Regions from separate parts of the Mus musculus genome. Here region 2 is linked to region 1. A link is a contact called in ENCODE Hi-C or POLR2A ChIA-PET data. All regions are on one chromosome and are shown on one strand. Each heading gives the region's core, a stretch centred on a gene start or an enhancer-like site at or near the end of the contact. The rest is flanking DNA. Distances are from core to core; before and after follow the strand shown.

The links. Hi-C counts contacts between places; a loop is a spot of excess contacts on that map. ChIA-PET counts read pairs that join two places held with the same protein, here RNA polymerase II (POLR2A).
Region 2: a loop to region 1 is called in a map of left cerebral cortex, with 2.8 times the contacts of the local background. The contact joins the promoter of Birc2 here to the promoter of Dcun1d5 in region 1. A Hi-C loop is called at or near these places in 3 of 37 maps with a recorded cell type or tissue (T-helper 17 cell and left cerebral cortex). POLR2A ChIA-PET finds 5 or more read pairs at or near these places in 2 of 5 experiments (Patski and embryonic stem cell).

Annotation. Positions count from the first base shown.
Region 1 is chr9:7,179,827-7,185,900 of GRCm38, forward strand. It overlaps Dcun1d5 (DCN1, defective in cullin neddylation 1, domain containing 5 (S. cerevisiae)), which reads left to right and starts at 4,679. Exons shown (of 8, transcript NM_029775.3): 1 at 4,679-5,056. The coding sequence starts at 4,971.
Region 2 is chr9:7,834,768-7,840,432 of GRCm38, forward strand. Birc2 (baculoviral IAP repeat-containing 2) reads right to left here and starts at 2,290. Exons shown (of 8, transcript NM_007465.3): 1 at 2,223-2,290; 2 at 1-612.

The DNA of each region.
Region 1 (6,074 bases), core at 3,429-5,928:
TGTGTTTTCTTAAGCTACTCAACTTTGAGCTGCTTTGCTGCTCTGGTATAACCTCCTGCTGCTTATCCAGCCAGCATGTCCACCCAGCACAATGCCTTTTGCCTAAGCCATTCACTAACTCATGTGAGGTATCAGGCTCCAATGTCTTGGGTGTAAAGTTCCATTGTGCTGGCTTAAAGAATTCTTGTGCATACACCGACTTACTGCAAAACACCTTTCCAGATAAAGACTGTTAATTTTTAATTTTAATTGTGCTTTTTAGGATAATGAAGTATGATGGCAAAAATAGTGTTGTACTAGTAAGATATCTTGGTGCATAAATGTACGACCAGAGTTTAGTCCCTGGAACTCCCAGTGGAAAGGGTGTATTAACCCCTACACATTCTTTTTTTCCATGTCTTTACATACATACACACAACAACAACAACATATAGTGTGTTAAGGCTTTTAGAAAGAAATTTCAAAACATACTAATTCATTTTCCTTCTCTGATGCTGAATACTTTGAGAGGCCTCAACAGCAGTTACTTTTAACTGCAAGCATGATCTAGCTTACTTTTTACTTGAAAACAATGTAAGTTTTAATGCCCCTTTTAAAATGCGTAGTCACTGATGTAAAGTGCCAAAGCTTCATTATACTCTAGCAAATAAAAAGGTTCACAAAGTGGTTATTTTGGGTCTTTATTTCTAAATCCATTTTTATTTATGCATAATTACCATTGAATAACATGCAACCAAAGTAGAGCATTCTGCTTCATAGCCTAGCATCTTTTTTGTGGAGGTTGGGGGGGGGGGGATTATGTGATAAAATAACTGTCTGACATCACACCCTACTGCTATGAAAATTGAACATCAAGATAGTTTCCCTATCAACTTACTCATTCAAGTAGCTAAGAATAAATTTAAAGGAAAAGAGGCTATGTTTCCGTGCTCACTTCTCAGCCATCAGCTTGGCATCTTTCATTACTGAAATGCTTAATCTAGTCAGAAATCTGAGATTTTATAACATTAGGAAATACGTTCACTGAACCTACTGCAATGCAGTTATCATTCCTGTAAGCAATCTGGCTCTGCTCCTCTTGGTTTCATACTGAATGTTCTGAGTCAATGGTTAACTGATGTGCAAGCCCTAACTTTCTAACCAAAGCCTCAAATTCAGAATTTTAGGAGCTATAATCTTTCCAAAAATATGTAATTCTTACCACTCTTTCTTCTTGTACTTCACTGTTTTATAAATTTCATTTTTTCTAATGTTCACAGGAACTTTAAAAATGACATTAGATTTTTTTTAATGGCCATTGAGATAGCTCAGCAGATAAAGGTGCCACCAAAACTGCCAAACTGAGTTCAATTCCTAGAACACACATAGTAGGAAAGTTAGAAAGAACCAACTCCCCCACACTACCTTCTGATCTCCACATATATGCCATGGCAGACAAATAAATAATGTATACGTTTTTAAATGAAATAAAATTTATGTTTTTAGGAAAACTAAAATGATTAAAATTGTCATTCCCAAACCATTTCTCTGATTATTCCTGCATTATATTAGTATAGTTCATTCATAGAATTTGTGAGCCAATATGTGTTTGGTGGTAATAGTGGCAGTGGTTGTAGTAAATAGTCTCCTGTTTTGTTTTGTTGATTTTTAAGACAGTCTAATGGGTAACTTTTCTGGAAGAGATGTGAACAACAATCCATAAACCCAAATAAAGCACTGATTAACAGACTGAAGAACCAACTCCATCTTGGTGAACCAATAGTGGATGACAGGTCACTTGCAGGAACAAAGGTTACTCAATGGCATTGTTGATGGCTTCCATAAGCTGCATCCCTGGAGCTCCTGAACAACTTGCACACAGCCCCTGGAAGTCTTCTGATTACCTGCCTTGTAAGTTTCTCGTTAGCTTTCCTCCTCCCTCCTTGAAAGAAAAAACAAACAAACAAAAAAAAAAACCAAAAAACCCACAGCAACACAACATGGTCTCCCAAAGTATCATTGGCTGGCTTTAAGCTTCAGTCTCCCTTCTTCACTTCCCAAGAACTGGGATGACAGACTCCACAGCTGTTTTAGAAGCCATTGAGAGGAAAGGGTGAGAAATTGTAGACTTGTGAGAAACTACAACTGAACTTGGAAATTTCCATCTGGCACATTGTCAGTTTAAGAAGCAAACAGTTATTATGTAGTTCTTTCCTCTGAATTGAAACACTTCCTCCTCTGAGGAAGAGTGAGAGTTACAAGCCCCAGGAAGCCCAGGAAATTTACCACTCACAAGCCTCTCCCAGGCTACATAGGGAACCCGACGCTGCTGGGGTGAGGTGGCTCTTGCCTACAAGGAAAGCAGCTGTGGAACAGTCCTTTCGGTCACCTATGTTCTATAAGTGACTTCAATAAACCCTTTGGCTCATTAAGCTAGACTTGGGTGGAACTGTGTCTTTGATCTGTCATTGGTGTCCAACCTGGGGTGAATGAAGTCATATACCACCACTCCTGAGTTTTTTCCTTATTGTCCCTTTAAATCTGTTCTATGAACACATTTTTCTCAACACCTTGAGCAAAATTCAGTAAAATATCATATTGCAGCAGTGCTGCTCTCTGCTTGGTTCTATATAATACATTTCTTTACTAGGGACTTCAGGTAGTCTCAGGACTTGAACAGGAATGATATATCAATTCAGGAAAGAACCTTTAACCACTAGCACAGGATTCACTGTTATCATTTCATAGGTATCATTGTGATGATGACACTCAATGTCAGTCTGCCCCACAGAAATCCAGTCACAAGGCCAATACAATGGCTGTGGTCCAGTACACTGCTATAGGATGAGTAGAACAAGGAGCAGGTGTTACCTAGTGTGTATCTCTGTATTGCTCTTCAATATTAGTTCCTGAGTGCTGTCTTGAAATGTCAAAAACAAAGTCCTGATTTGACAACTAATTCTCTGGGTTTATGGTTATGGAAATAACTCATAAAATTTTGACTTACAGTGTTTGAAAAAACAACAGTAACTTTTGGAAAGGAAAACAAATGGATTCAGTACAACAATCACATGGGCAACCCATAAATTCTTTTGTGCCTCCAGTGCTTGCTTATTTTTGACAAGTGTAGAAAAGTCCTATTTTTAAAGCTGTAAGGAAAAATATAAACTATACTGAATATGAATATATATATATATATATATATATATATATATATATACTTAGCACATCTCTGGGACTATTTTTGGCTACATTAATTCAGATATAACTATTTTAAAAGTTCTGTTTTCCATTTCTTCATTCTACAATCCTTAAACCTAAGAAATATGCAAATCATCAAACTGTCAAATGAATAGACCTGTTTCAGCCTTGTGTGCTTAATCTGTTTATGTTGTGCCACTCTACTAACAGACGGCTAAAATGCATTTTTAAGATTTTTCTTCATAAAGTTGATGAGTACCTTAGGATCTAAACCAGAATACCCTTTTGTTTTAATACTACTTCCTTTCCTTTCCTTCTTGTGACTTAGTCAAAGAAAATTAGACCACATAACAAAGAACTCAGCACCCTCATAGCTTCTCATTATTTACTATATAGAAAATCAAGAACTATCACGAGCAGCAGAAAAAATTAAATCACATAACTAGGTGCTTTTCTGTACACAGACATAATGTCCCTTCCCAAGTCTCACAACCTGAGTTCCACCTCAAGAGTGACAAGATTGATGGAGAAAATGAACTTTCAAGTTGTCATCCCAGCACTGGCACACAAGTGCCCCCACAATAAATACATATATAAAACAAACAAACAAAAAAAAAACCCTTCATCTTTCAGTTGTCTACTTCCTGTAGGGAGTTCTGTTTTAGAGCTTACATTTTATAATTTTCATGTAAAAACAATGTTTCGTGCATTGTTTATAATAGAGTCGAATGGGTTATAGGTTTGAACATTATGTTCACTGTTAAAAAAACATTAACTATATGCACCAAACATTGAAGTGTCCTCTCTCAGGAAACTTGTGAATTCCAGGGCATATTATGTATCCAGGACTCATTACAACAACCGGTTTTTTTCTTTCTCCTTGACTAGATTAGGGTCCCACGATGCAGTCACAGAACCACAGGGATAGAATTTAAAGAAACAGTCTTCTGTCACAGTTGGGTTACAAACATGGACTTCATTCACTAAGAATCTTCTATGAGATAATTTTACCTAGCAAACCTTTCTTATAAGCAGTATTTCCATTAGAAGTGACGTGATTACTGTTTCTTGAGAGCAGCCCATTAGAACAGTTCCCCAAATCCTCTGTAATAAGTCAGTCCGTTTCCCAGTCTCTTATCCAAGAGGAGAGTTCCTCAGAAGTAAAACATGGAGGCGTTGCCTCAGCACAGGAGGAAGCCATAAACTGACCCTGAGCATGAGGGAGAAAAGGACAAGGAGCGCGAGAAGTTGATCTCAGGCCCACCAAGAACACCCGAAAAAACTGGAGCGGTTGCACGTCAGGAGTGGGCACACTCACGCATGGCTCCTCACCAGATTACTTCGCTCGCCAGCTGTGGAGCGTTTATGATTTCTAGAAAGGACTTCCCGCTGGAAACCCGCCAGAAAATCTCCGGAGATTCAGGCTCCACCTGCAGAGACAAAAAATCCCAAAGTAGAGAGACCGCTCCAGGCCCTGCGAGCTTCCTTTCTACGTCACTTCCGGTCCAGAGCCATCCGCTTCCGGGTCAGGCTAAGCCGCCTGCTCTTCGCTGCTACTGTAGGTGCCGCGCTGTCGGCGTTCGCTGCTCCTGGAAAAGCCCGAGCCGCGACACCGCCGGCCTTAGCGCTGCGCTGCCCGGAACCGCCCCTAAAGAGGAGACCCGGGGCGGGGTCGCGCCTCGGGCCTCCGCTGCGGTCCCCGGCAGGCGGGAGCCGGCGCTGCGGGGCCTGCGGCGGAGCGCGATACCCCTCCCCGGCCGCCCTGTCTACCTTGCCGGGGAAGGCGGAAGATGCCAGTGAAGAAGAAGAGAAAAGCTCCCGGAGTGGCAGCGGCGGTCGCGGAAGACGCGGGCCTCAAAAAGTGTAAAATCCCCAGGTACTGCCTGTCCCCACCCCGCTGGCTCTCTCCTTCCCCCGGGGCCGGACAGGCCGCTAGCCGGGAGGAGAGGGGCGAGCCCTCTCAGGCGAGGCGGTCGGTGAGGCGCCCAGTCTCCGCTCCGCGCGGGACCGAACCGCGTGTTCGCCTGTACGTGCTCTCTGTCGTACTTGGACAAGCTCTGAGATTCGTCCCACTTTGTTGTCTGCGTGCCCAGAGGGTAGGAAACAGACGACCGTACGTATGCATTCTCCATCAAATTTCCCAACCGAGAAGTGAGCGCGGATCTGCCAAGATTCACGGCGTCCTTGTGTCACACTAAATCGAGCAGAATTGGCTTGGTCCCCACATTGTTAAATGTCAGAGTGTGAAAAAAGGAGCAGAGCTTGAAGAGTTTTGACAGCTGCCTTGGGAATGATGGAAAGAAAGCCTTTGCTATAATTGGTCTCCCGAGTTAGCATTTAAAGTGGCCTAACCTGGACGATCCCAGCAGGAGGCCTTTTAAATCGCTGGAGCCTAGGCTTCTGGACGCACCAATGCCTCCACTTCACCTGTACCAGTTCCGTACACTTAATTGGAAAAGGCCCTTGTGGTTTTTGTTTTCTGGCATTAAGACGCTGGTAGCTCTCAACCTCCTTTTAGGCGTTAGCAAGCTATTGTGCTCCATGTTCTCTTAGGGGAAAAGAAAACAAAGCAGAACTGTAAGTTAGAGCCCTTTACTCGCTTTGTGGCATATACTCAATCATCACAGATTCATTCCTCAGAAAGTCATTGCGATTTAGCTTTGAGAAGTGGGCTTCTTCCCATACACTTTGAGTTGTTTTTGTATTAATGGTCGACACTTAAAGTGACAAATACTACCATTACAACAAGACAGCCTGGAACAACAATATCAACTAATCAGTACCCCCAGAACCTATGTCTCTAACTGCATAGGTAGCAGAAGATGGCGTAGTTGGCCATCACTGGAAAGAGAGGCCCTTTGGTCTAACAAACTTTATATGCCTTAGTACAGGTA
Region 2 (5,665 bases), core at 1,040-3,539, 650 kb after region 1:
CCTTATAAGGACTTAAACATGACATCTGAACTACTCCTTTTCCTATGAAATGAAAGGAACTGAGTGAAGTCTGCAGCTGGTTTTCCTTAGAGAAGATGTCATACAGTATTCTCTAAAGTGGGTTACATCAACTGCAGCAGTCAGCTCAGGTCTATTAAGACTACAGTATTCACTGTAAAGGAACTGCGCTTAAAGCACAGACTGTTAACTCCCTCACTGTTAAATCTTCTATATCACCACCTTGACTCTGTATATATCATGTGAATACATCTGGTCAACAGACAGTATTTTGCACATAAACCTAAGACTGCATTTTATAAAGTCCGCCTGTGTTTAAGGCCCTTTCCACTATAAGTCTGTTATAATTAAGAACGAATCAATTCAAGACATGGCTTTCTTTTGTTACCTCAAATAACTAAGAATCTGTTTTAGCAAAGCTTTTCTGTTGCACTAGCCTTCTTTTTGAAAACTTCGTATTTTATATAACTAATCATACACAAGAACACACTGCAAAGCAAACCGCAGCGTCTTATAGAAATGTTCAGATGTCCATGAGTGGGCTGATTTCTAGAAAAACATAAGAGAACATGAAGACTCTTGAGGACTATCAATCTGAAAGAAAAAAAAATATTTTAGAAAACTAATTACACAGAATTGTCATCATCAATTTATTCAGTAATGTCTAAAAATGACACACTCTAGATAACAAATCTTGACTACAGCAGTTCCTCACCCAACCAGTCTACTTAGAAAGGGTCTAAATCAAAACACACCACTGCAAAAGCATTCTCAAAGTACTAGTTATGCTTGTCTTTAAAATGCATAGCTCAGTATAGTTTAAAAATTAAAACTTTGAAAACAATGGACATTTCCATTTGTCAAAAACTGGCCCCCGATTTTCAAGTTTGTTCCTTTTATATATTATTTATTTACTATTAGAAAAAAATGTACTATACTTCATGAACTTTTTTTTTTTTTAAGGGACAGGGTCTTATTCTGTAGACTAGGCTGGCTAGAAAGTCAATATAACCCAAGCTGGTTTTAAAACTTTTTGGAATTCTCTTGCTTCAGCCTTCCAAGTGCTAGGACCACACTACCACCAGGCTCTTTTCGTTTTCTGATTTAAAGATATTTTGATATGCACTTCACTGGAGACAAAAGGCACCATAAATAGTGGAAAGGTAGTCTGTAAGGCTACTGATATAGCTCCATGTTAGAGCACTTGCCTTGCAGGTAAAGAACCCTAAGTTTAATCACAAGAAAAAAATTATATATACTTTTATATTCTATTAAAACATTTAATTGAAATATATAATACAGATATAAGTACATATAAAATATATTTATACACATAAACATATGTTAAGTTATAATACAATATAAAATAAATAATATATACGATATTTTCTATTATATTAAAATATAAATATTTCCTGAGGATTCCCGAGGTATACTTGCAATTTTAATCTCAACACTTGGAAGACAGATGCGGAATGAAACGCTCCTGCCGGACAGAACATTTGAACTAGCCAGGGCTAAATTAGCCAAGATAAAGGCACCGGGAAGAGCTCATAAACGGAATCCGTGAAGGACAACCATTCCCTAACCACCACAGGTAACATCTCAAAACCAAAAAAGTACAAGTGCCGGTAAAGCAGTGGCCTGAACAAAGCTACCACTACCCGTGTGGCCTAACTACACTAGCTGTTACAACGCCAGCAAGCACCCAACCGACACGGCTCTACGCCCACTGCAGGGGGGCGACACGTAGCTTGGAGAGACAAGAATGGAGAACACCTTTCCCAGTTAAACCAAACCTCTCACACGACTACTGGGGACAAGTAGTAACTGATGTGACAACCGTCATCCCCCTGCCGCACAACTTAGTTTAAAGGCATTAAATGCCGCGGGCTTAAAGCTTAAAAACCTGCAGAAAATCTGAAGAGACAGCCGAGGTGCTGCACACCAGTAATCCCAGCACCTAGAACGATTGGAGGCAGGAGGATTGCCGCAAATTCGAGACTAGCCTGGGTTGACTGAAAAAATAAACCGAAAGGAAAAGAAAGCAAAACTGTTATACAAGTCCAAGCCCAAGGACTTAGGCAGGGAGCGGGGGTCGGGCGGCCCTGAGAACTGCCTTCCGGGCCGAAGGAGGAGTCAGCTAGCCCGCCCAGCCGTCGAGAGCCACGCTCGCCCGTCCTGACGAAGGCAGCCGCACTCACCACCGAGTCAGGCCCCCGGCGCCCTGGAAGCAGAGGCGCCTGATTGTTGATCCGCAGCCTTCCCAAAAGCCCCTGCGGCCAGCGGGCCGTTGAGGTGACGTCAGCAGACGCGCACCGCAAGTTGGAACGCGTGGAGGACGGGGTGGGGCTGTGGGCCAGTCGCGCGCGCCTGCGCCTGCGCTCGCGCCTGCGTGCTCGGGCTTTGGAAGCTAAACGTTCGGGCCGCTGGGACTCGGACGAATAAGGCTAGGCTTTCCCGAGCGTCCGTCCTTGCCCCACTGCCTCCGCTGGGCGTTCCGGACTTTGATGCCATGTGTTTTAACCTGCAGTGCACCTTTAATGGCGGCAGCCCTGAGCCGCGCCTCCTAGCTCCCTGTATTTTCCGGCCTCACCCTGCAAGGGTCCTAGACAGGCACTAAGGCAAACGTGGCGTCATAGGTAAGGCGGCTCAGGCTCGTGAGCTGGCCTCGAAACGCCTGAGTAAAGCGGAATGCACGCGTGTGCGTGTACATTAAATATAATTTGGTTTTTTTGTAAGATGGGCTTTAACATTTTTGACAAGTGGGCTCCTCTGGCAGGCCGGCATGGTGGCGCTCACCTCGAATCCTAGAAATTCAAACCCAGTTGGGGCGAGGAGGTAGTTATGCATTTTTAAATTATTATTTTTTTTAAAAAGTGCTCTTGCAGGCGACCCAAATTAAGCGCATCAGGCCATAAATTTAAAAAGTAAGGAAAAGGCTGCGGACTAGTTTGGAGGAAGGCATTGAAGGGTTAACAGTATAATGGGAGAGAGTATGATTAAAGCGCACTATATATCTGTGATGAGATTGTAGAAGAATACGTTTAAAACTGGAAAAATAACCCTGACTTCATTGTTCACTAGCAGTCTGTCTCCCCACCCCCCACCCTCTGCTGCCTTTCCCGTACCGAAAGTGCTGCAAAATCATTAGCATTCAGGGTAGGACTTTCTGATGTCCCCACCCCCACCCCCGCGGCCCTGTTTGGCTTGGATGATTTGTTATGGTTAGTTTTGCAGTTTTTTTATTTGTTTGTTTAAGAAAGGATTTTATTGTAGGGCCCAGACTAGCCGAGGATTTAGCATCCTACCTCAGCCTCCAGTGTGCTGATTAGAAATGTAGGCTACTACCAGTGAGGTTTCTACAGTTTAATTTACTTTAGACTTGAAGGTCTTAACGAATGAATCAGATCTTCTCTCCGGGGGAATTCCATGTTAAATGGGCAAATATTTTAAAAACTTAGAAGTAAAACAGACCGCTAAATTAGGCTGCCAGGGGAATTCCGGGACCCTGAACCGTTTCCCATTTTCTTTCCCGTCATTTCTGCTGCAAGTCGGTCAGTCACAGAACAGGCAGTCTTCTGGTCTAAATGCTGATAATAAAAAGAAAGTATTCATGACAGTTTCTGATACACAGAAAAGACGTGCCAAGGTTCCCAGTGACTAAACTTCCAATGGTACACATGTGCCAATGCCTTGTTCAAGTCACTACTTCTTGGAAAGTTACACAAAACATTCCTAATATGTGTGGGAATCTAGCAGGGCCTGTGCACATTGAATTCAAGAATATGTCTCTCTCAGTTCTTGTCCTGACCTACTTCAGTATTTAGGAAATTTTCAATGCCCAAAACTCAGACGTTTTAGAACTTATTACTTCTTTTATAATATATAATCTTGGAGTCCAGTTGTTTATTTTGTTGACCATTAATTCAACTAAGACTTTCCCTATTGCCCATGTAGAGTTTGGTAATTTTGAAAAATATATTTTATTATTATATAATACACATATATACATATACTGATGTGGTTATCATGACATCTTTCATTTTATATACAAAAAAGTATACAGTTCAGAGTGGAGAGATGGCTCAGTGGTTAAGAGCACTGACTGCTCTTGCAGAGGTTCTGAGTTCAATTCCCAGCAACCACATGGGGCTCACAACCATCTGCAATGGGGTCTGATGCACTCCTCTGGGGTGTCTGGAGAGAGTAATGGTGTACTCATATACATAAAATAAATAATTTTTTTAAAAAAAGTATACAGTTAAAGACACTTTTGAAGAAAAATATGATTGAAAAGACTTCTACAACATAAATTGTATAATAAAACCAGGGGCTGGAGAGATAGTAATTAGAGCACTGGCTGCTCTTACACAAGACCCTTGTTCAGTTCCTAAAATCCACATCCTAGTTCACATCTGTAACTAGAGTTCCAAAGGATTTGACACCCTCTTCTGACCTCCATGGGCACTGCATGAAAGTTAATGCGGTGCCCAATCCCATTCAAGCAAAACGCACATCCAATAACATATATAAATGAATAAAAAGCGTAAGTCTGCACATTCTTGTTCATATGCCTTTCTCTGTTTGCTAAATCTCAGAGTCCGCTCAGAATTAGCACACAGAGACACAAATTTAGTAGTATTGGTGATACACAGCATAGGTTCAGCATAATATTATACTATAACTTAAATATTTGACTTAAAATTCAATGAAGTGGCAGGGATAGTGGCTTAGGTAAGAGGATTTGTTTCAAGATCAAGGCCGGTCTGGGGAGGAGGTGGACTGTGTACAGTGAGAGAGAGAAAAGAAATAGGGAGAATTCGAGAGGCCAAAATGTCTGGATTGCATTCCCCCTCTGGGGAGAAGGGCAGCCCAGCCCCTGGGTTGGAAAATTCAGTGTTAGGAGCAGGTTATGCTGGATAAGGACTAAGGGATGCTGGGAGAACCTGAAGGCCAGGTCTGCTGTGATATGTAAAATGTGCACCTCAGTCCTTTGTCCCAGGTCTGAAACCAAACATTAATTTGTCCAACAATCACTTGTTTTGTTTCATCTTGTTTGGGTGGCATTTGGGATGGACCAAGGGTTTTCTGCATGCTAGGGAAGCATCCTATAACTAAGCATCCTATAACTAAGCATTCTATGACTAAGCATTCTATGACTAACTAAACATTCTATGACTAAGCATCCTATAACTAAGCATCCTATAACTGAGCACTCTATAACTAAGCATTCTATAACTAAGCATCCTATAACTAAGCATTCTATGACTAAGCATTCTATGACTAACTAAACATTCTATAACTAAGCATCCTATAACTAAGCATCCTATAACTAAGCATTCTATGACTAAGCATTCTATGACTAACTAAACATTCTATAACTAAGCATCCTATAACTAAGCATCCTATAACTAAGCATTCTATGACTAAGCATTCTATGACTAACTAAACATTCTATGACTAAGCATCCTATAACTAAGCATCCTATAACTGAGCACTCTATAACTAAGCATTCTATAACTAAGCATCCTATAACTAAGCATTCTATGACTAAGCATTCTATGACTAACTAAACATCCTATAACTAAGCATCCTATAACTAAGCATCCTATAACTAAGCATCCTATAACTAAGCCACATCCAC